Regions from separate parts of the Homo sapiens genome. Here region 1 is linked to region 2. The links are chromatin contacts, found by Hi-C or POLR2A ChIA-PET in ENCODE. All regions are on one chromosome and are shown on one strand. Each heading gives the region's core, a stretch centred on a gene start or an enhancer-like site at or near the end of the contact. The rest is flanking DNA. Distances are from core to core; before and after follow the strand shown.

Region 1 (3,336 bases), core at 71-2,570, 120 kb before region 2:
CCGGGTTCACGCCCTTCTCCTGCTTCAGCCTCCCGAGTAGCTGGGACTACAGGTGCCTGTCACCCACCTGGCTAATTTTTTTTGTATTTTTAGTAGAGACGGGGTTTCGCCGTGTTAGCCAGGATGGTCTCGATCTCCTGACCTCATGATCTGCCCGCCTCAGCCTCCCAAAGTGCTGGGATTACAGGCGTGAGCCACTGTGCCCAGCCTCAATGTTTCTTCAATGTAGTCCTCAGAGCCCTATAAAATAAGGTTAGTATTGCTTGTATTTTACAGAGGAAGAAACTGAAGCTCGTTAAGCTTAGGTGACTTGTTAACAGCCATGCAGACACTAAGCAGTGGAACTCCACTGCATCACACCAACTCCTGGATCTCCAAGTCACAGTCACTATCTTCAGGAAGCTGAGATGAGACATGGGATAACCACGCCTTATAGACAGATGCAAATGCCCAGCAAGAAGTTCCTAAGTCCTATCCTTCCTCCCCACTCCCATCGCCACAAGCGTCTGGGATTGAAGCTCCCCGTCTTGCTGTGGGTGGAACAGAATAATCAGACTTTCAGAAAAACTTACAGAAAAACTGAAGTGAGACCCCCACCCTCCAAACGTGGCCTCAGGCCTGGAGGTTTAAAGACAGACTCAGGTTTTATTCTGTTACTGCCACCTTCTTAACCCCTGCCCTCAGCTGCTCATGCCCCAGCCTTTCTCTGCCCTTACTCTTCCTTTATCTCCAAGTCTACGTGATTGAAAAATAATCATCCCTGGAAAGGAAAGAAAGGGGTCTCAATGAGACAAGAGAGGGAGGAGGTGAAGGGTGGCTGAGTAAGTGGGGAGGTGGAGGCCCCAGGGGGGAGCTCAGAGGCCTCATTCCCCCGGAAGCCCACCCTAGGCAGAGGGGCCATGGCTCAGGCTGTGCAGGGCAAACAGCAGCATGGCTTCCAGAACCTGTGCTGGGGATTTGCACTGGCAGGTGCCTTCTCCAGGGTCAGGAAATTCTGCAGCTCCAGGGCAAAGGGGATGGAAGCTGGGAAGAGCCTGTGAGTTGAATGCTGGTCCGACCTCTCCCCACTCTCTTCCCCTCAACACAGGAGCCAGAAGCCCAGTGTTGTGGCCCAAATTGCTTTGAAGTCCTGCCCTTTGTCCTCTTCTTCCTGAACAGATCCGTCTTCCTGGGGCAGGACATGCATTCCTCACACCATCCTTTTTGAAGGGGGTGAGGTAAACCTGGCCGAGCCGGTTAGTGCTGGGGTGGAGCCCAGCGACGGCCCTGATCCGGAGCCTCTGTTACCTGGGGCAGCAGAAGCGAATGAGAGGACAGCTGTAAATCATGTCTGGCCTGCTGATGACATTCTCCTCTCTCAGCTAAAGGACTGAGGATGGTCCAGCCCCTTGAGTGACTCTGGGCAGGGCTGCGAGAGGGAGCCCCCTAGCCAGTGCTTGGGGAGGAGGAATTCAGATCCTGGGAAAAACAGCAAGCAGCAGCAGGTGTGGAGTAAGCTGGGAGTGACCCATCTGGGACAACTGCCTAGAATAAACACTATTGTCTGCCACAGGCTTTTCTCTGCCAGCCTGGGCCTGCTGAGCTGACCGTGTTTGAAGGGCCAGTCGTGGGCTAAGCTAGGCAAGCTGAGATCAGTCCTGCAGGAACCTGAGGTCATCACAGGATGTGAAGACAGAGGGCAGGAGCTTGTGGGACCAGGAATGAGCGAGGAGATGGAAAGGAAGTCTCAAGGGAGTGAAGACCCAGGAGGAAGGCTGGAACAAGGCTGGGCAACATTCGTTCTTACCAAAGGCTAACTTCCTGGTGTCATCTTGGATGGTCCAGTTTAAAAGAACAAGACCTGACCAGATACTGCAGAGCCTCTCTCCAGACATCGGGGCTGGCTTCAGTCACACCCACTCTCTTCCACTGTCTTAGCCCCTGGGATGCACACGTTCATGCAGCCACCCCTGCTCCATCTGTCCCTGTGACCCTCTGATTTTCACCCACCTCCTGGTGCTATTCTTCTCTATCACAGGAAACTTGCATCCTTCTATTATTATCTTCACTGTTCAGAAACCCAACAAAATTTTAACCACATGAAAATCCACATTATACCCTCATTCTACCCAAAGTGATGTAATTCACCTTGTCCTTCGGAGATGGGGGGAGACTTACAACCTCATTCTCTCGTCTACCTTTAGACACTGAGCTTTAGGAAACTGTTACCTGGAGGAAAGGCCCATTGTGGAGGGTACCGTGGTGACCCAAAAACAGCCCTGGAGGAAACATGCCATCCAGAGCAGGCTAGGACCCACTGATGGGTGTCCTGGGAAAATGGCCCCACTCCACTCCCCACCCTGGGACCTCTGTGAGGTATTTTAATTCAGGAATGATTAGCACAGATCTCTAGCAAAGCTCTTTCTTGACCACAGCCAGAGTTAGGTAAGAATGCAGCCACAGGGAAGAAGGGAGCAGCAGGCAGAGTCTCTGGCAGCCACCAAATTGAAGCTCTTACTTCTTCTCCTCCAATCGTCTCTCGTGGAACCTAGGCCATCTATTTTCATTTGGGAACAAAGAAAGCAAAAGAAAGGAGGGGGAGGGAGAGGGGAAGGGGGAAGGGGAAGGGAAACGAAGGGGAGGGGGTGGGGGAGGGGGAAGGGGAAGGGGAAGAGGAAGGGGAAAGAGAGGGGGAGGGGAAGGAAAGGAAGGCAGGGAGGGGAGGGGAAGGGGAGGGAAAGGACCGGAAGGAAATTGGGGAAGAATAAAAAGGTGCAAGACAGTGGTCATGGAGCGCCCCCTAACTATAACGTGTCCACATTTTCTCAAGTTGCTGCTTTCATCTGAGAGTTAGACAGTTATAGATGAATGAGGAACAGGGACTAAATACAGCCAAGAAAAAGGAAGTGGAAGGGAGAATCATGGCTGAAGCAGTGGGGGTACATTTCCTTTTACTTATTTCCCAGGCAAAGGCCAATTGGTACAAGTCTCCATGATTGCCTTTTGTTCATGTATTAGGAAATGTGTATTACTTGCTCTGCTGTCCTAGTGTTTCAGGTTTTTATTTGTATTTCTTCACATAATGTGAATAACACATAGGCCAAGAGAGCCTGAATGCATGTTTGTGACTTCCTGGAAGGCAAGGGCCCACCTGCCCAGCCTAATACATTGCACACAAGCAATTAATAAACATTTCCAACTTGAAGACTTTTCATTGCTCCCTGAGCTCCTGTAATTTGGTTCCACAGTAGCCTCTGTTATGACATTCCTTGGCTGCTGCTCAAAATCACCATTGCTGTGTGTAATTGGAAGGCCAGTGACAGAAGGAGTAATAGTTTCCTCATTAAGCCTTGTGGT
Region 2 (3,186 bases), core at 441-2,940:
TACTTTTAACATCTTTTAAGTTTCTTTTATGTTTATCTCTGAGTATTATATTTTTGCTCTTTGCCTATTTATCTTTTGAGCTCTTGGGTCTTAGAAGTTTTTAAGAACTTTTTATATATTAAATAAATTAACCCTTTGTGATATGTTTCAAATATTTTTTTCTCAACTTGTTTGCATTTTGACTTTGCTTATAATGTTGTTCTGTTGTTTTTGGTTTAAAAAATTTTTTTTGAAAAGTTTTTAAAATTTATATATGTATTATATGTATTATATAATATATATTATATATAATATATAATATATAATATATATTATATATTATATAATATATATTATATATTATATATAATATATATTGTATATGTATTATATAACATATATTATATATATTATATAACATATATTATATATTATATATAACATATATTATATAATATATATATATTATATATAATATATATATATTATATATAATATATATATTATATGCTCTAGGGACCTGCATATATATATATTTTTTTTTTTTTTTTTTTGAGACAGGGTCTTGCTGTGTTGCCCAGGCTGGAGTGCAGTGGCGTGATTATGGCTCACAACAGCCTTGAACTCCCAGGCTCAGGCGATCCTCCCACCTCAGCCTGTTGAGTAGCTGGGACTACAGGGTGCACCACCACACTTGGCTGTTTCCCGCCCCCCCCCCCCCCCCCCCATAAAGATGAGGTCTCGCTAAGTTGCCCAGGTTGGTCTTGAACTCTTGAGCTCAAGTGATGCATCCACCTCAGCCTCTCAAAGTGTTGGGATTACAGGCGTGAGCCACTGTGCTTGGCTCTTTATTTTTCAAATATGAAAATTCAAGAAGACTTCAGTAGATGTCTTCTTAATTTTTGATTAAATCAGATACAGTGGAAAGTCAGGGCTTTGCAGTTTGTTGCTGCTTGGTAAAAGACAAATAGCCATGAATATCCAGCAGGTCAGTAGTTTCTGTCAACATGGCTCTTTTCTAAGTAACAGTTGTGTTGTTGACAGTCATAGATGCTATACCTTTCACTCATTTCCCAGCAAGTCATTTTATTGCCACCATGACTGTTTGCAGTTTAAATGTGTAAAACTTTGCATGCTTTTATTTGATGTGATTGTCAGCATCTTTGAACTTGGGACACTTAAACTTTTTTCTTTCAAGGACTGTGGACAAGCCCAGCTTTTATGTCTCACTCTGGATACTTGAGCAGAGATGCATATGGCAGTCCTTACTGAGAGGAAGGAAAGATGGGTGTAATATTGGAAGGCATGAACCTAGGCAGGTCCCTAGAGCATACTTATCTTCTCTACTTATTGTGAGCCTCCTTAACTGTGAGATCTATAACTGTGCTTCTCATGTGCTTGGCCAGTGGATGGTGTTATTCTTTCTAGTTTTCTATTTACCTTTCTGGAGTCCGAGATCAAAAAAGGATACAAATAAAGCCTGCATTTTGAAAATACCTATTTTTAACTTATTAAGTGGAAACTTTGAGAAGAGTCATTATTACAGAATAATTAGTAAAAAATCACCTTCATTTAGATTCTGCTTTTGGTTATGTAGGTCACGCAGCCTAAGGCAGTGGGAGGGTCTAGGTGTCACCAGTATGGCAGTCAGACGCAGTGACTGTGCTGCCTGTGATTTCCTGTCTGTACCCTGACTGTAATTAAACCAGCACCAGTACCTGTCACTAGGGCACCAGACACACATCTGAGTATACATGAGTAGAGCTGAACAACCTGAATGTTGGTGCTTTTTATTCCATGCCTGGAGGTTTAGTTTTTTTTGTTTTTTAAGTACAAGATGGAGACTGAAAGTGAGAGTAGCACTTTAGGGGATGACAGTGTCTTCTGGTTGGAGTCTGAAGTTATAATCCAGGTGACTGACTGTGAAGAGGAAGAAAGGGAAGAGAAGTTCAGGTGATTATGGAATTCACAGTTCCTTTGTCCTGTCCACTCCCTACCCCCACCCGCACCCCTTTTTCTTCTCTGCATTTCGGTCTTTTTTCCAATAAGACTTTCTGTTTTCTGGGGGAAGGTTTGGAGCTCAAGGGAGCAGGTTTTGAGTTGTATATAGCACTCCTCATTCCACAACTTGCCCTGAACTTGTAAAATGCATTTTAAAGGACTTGTTAGAACGCCAGGAGGAGAAGGTGTTAGACAGGTTTTGTAGTAGCCTTTCAGGAATTTCAAGTAGACACTCATAATGAACTACTACCCCTTCCTGTATCTGATTTGTATCAAATAGATTTGATCTGAATTTGTATCTAATAGATTTTTCTTCCTCTTTTTCTTGGAATGTGGTGTGTGTGTGTGTGTGTGTGTGTGTGTGCGTGCCTGCCTGCCTGCCTGCTTTGTTTGCCTTATGCATGGGTATGAAAAATTCCGATTAAGTACAGATTGGTTATTTTGTGGCTTTGATCTTTACCCTTGTCTCTGATCTTGTATCTCATGCCCCCTTTCCCCCAAATCTCTCTTGGTTTTTGAATCTCTGGTAGTATTAGTAACTTCATAATTGAAGTTTTTAGAGGATGCCTCCTGATGAAGCAGCTCTCAGTTTAGTGTCTGTGGTGAAGAAAGATGTCTTAACCAGTTTGTGAAAACAGAACCAATGTTTCATTCATTCTGTTGTACTGTTGCAAATTTTAGGGGGCTTTATTCTGGCTTTTCTTTTTCTTTCAGAGTTAGCGATGTAATACCTTTGAGTATCACAAAAATCTCTTGATGAAGTTTGAAGTTTGTTGCTGCATATTATCACTGCCACTCACATGTGCAATTAAACATCTTTTATAAGTTTACCTATGAGAACTTGGATAGGTGAATATACTGTTTTCATCAGATACTGTCTTTGTGTTTAATGCTGAAAAAGAGTTTCTCCTTTTCTCGAGTCAAAGGATTTCTTTATCCACAAATTTTATTTTTTAAAGTCTAGGTTAAATGATGGAAGGGATTGAATATTGGGAACTCTTGATAACCCTCACTAAATTTTTTACTCTGGGGTTCAAATAAATGAGAAGTATATTTAAAATTTTAAAAGAATAATTTTCAGAGTATAAAAATGAATTATTAGCATATGATTATTTTTTGTCTGAACTTTTGTCTCATTTTCCCATAATTTTATCTAGCCTTTCAAATTTGAGTAAGTCCCTTCCCTTCCAAGGTATGCTAATTGTT

Evidence for each region. Hi-C counts contacts between places; a loop is a spot of excess contacts on that map. ChIA-PET counts read pairs that join two places held with the same protein, here RNA polymerase II (POLR2A). Pooled maps may share reads with other maps.
Region 1: a map of PC-9 shows a loop between it and region 2 (2.0-fold over the local background). The contact joins the enhancer-like site here to the promoter of ARHGAP32 in region 2. A Hi-C loop is called at or near these places in 1 of 168 maps with a recorded cell type or tissue (PC-9) and 1 of 50 pooled maps. POLR2A ChIA-PET finds 5 or more read pairs at or near these places in 3 of 52 experiments (WTC11 and activated CD4-positive, alpha-beta T cell).

Annotation. Positions count from the first base shown.
Region 1 is chr11:129,314,060-129,317,395 of GRCh38, reverse strand. All of the region lies in intron 2 of LOC105369572 (a long non-coding RNA gene), which reads left to right. Among named protein-coding and RNA genes, the nearest start is that of BARX2, 60 kb to the left of the region's middle. RefSeq lists a silencer at 1,308-1,602 and an enhancer at 1,211-1,716. Within about 2 kb of position 1,320, at least 9 of the 41 ENCODE cell types and tissues checked have a DNase peak (open chromatin) inside an H3K27ac peak, as active enhancers do; they include PC-9, where a contact is called at or near this core.
Region 2 is chr11:129,190,829-129,194,014 of GRCh38, reverse strand. It overlaps ARHGAP32 (Rho GTPase activating protein 32), which reads left to right and starts at 1,690. Exons shown (of 23, transcript NM_001378024.1): 1 at 1,690-1,932. The coding sequence starts at 1,817.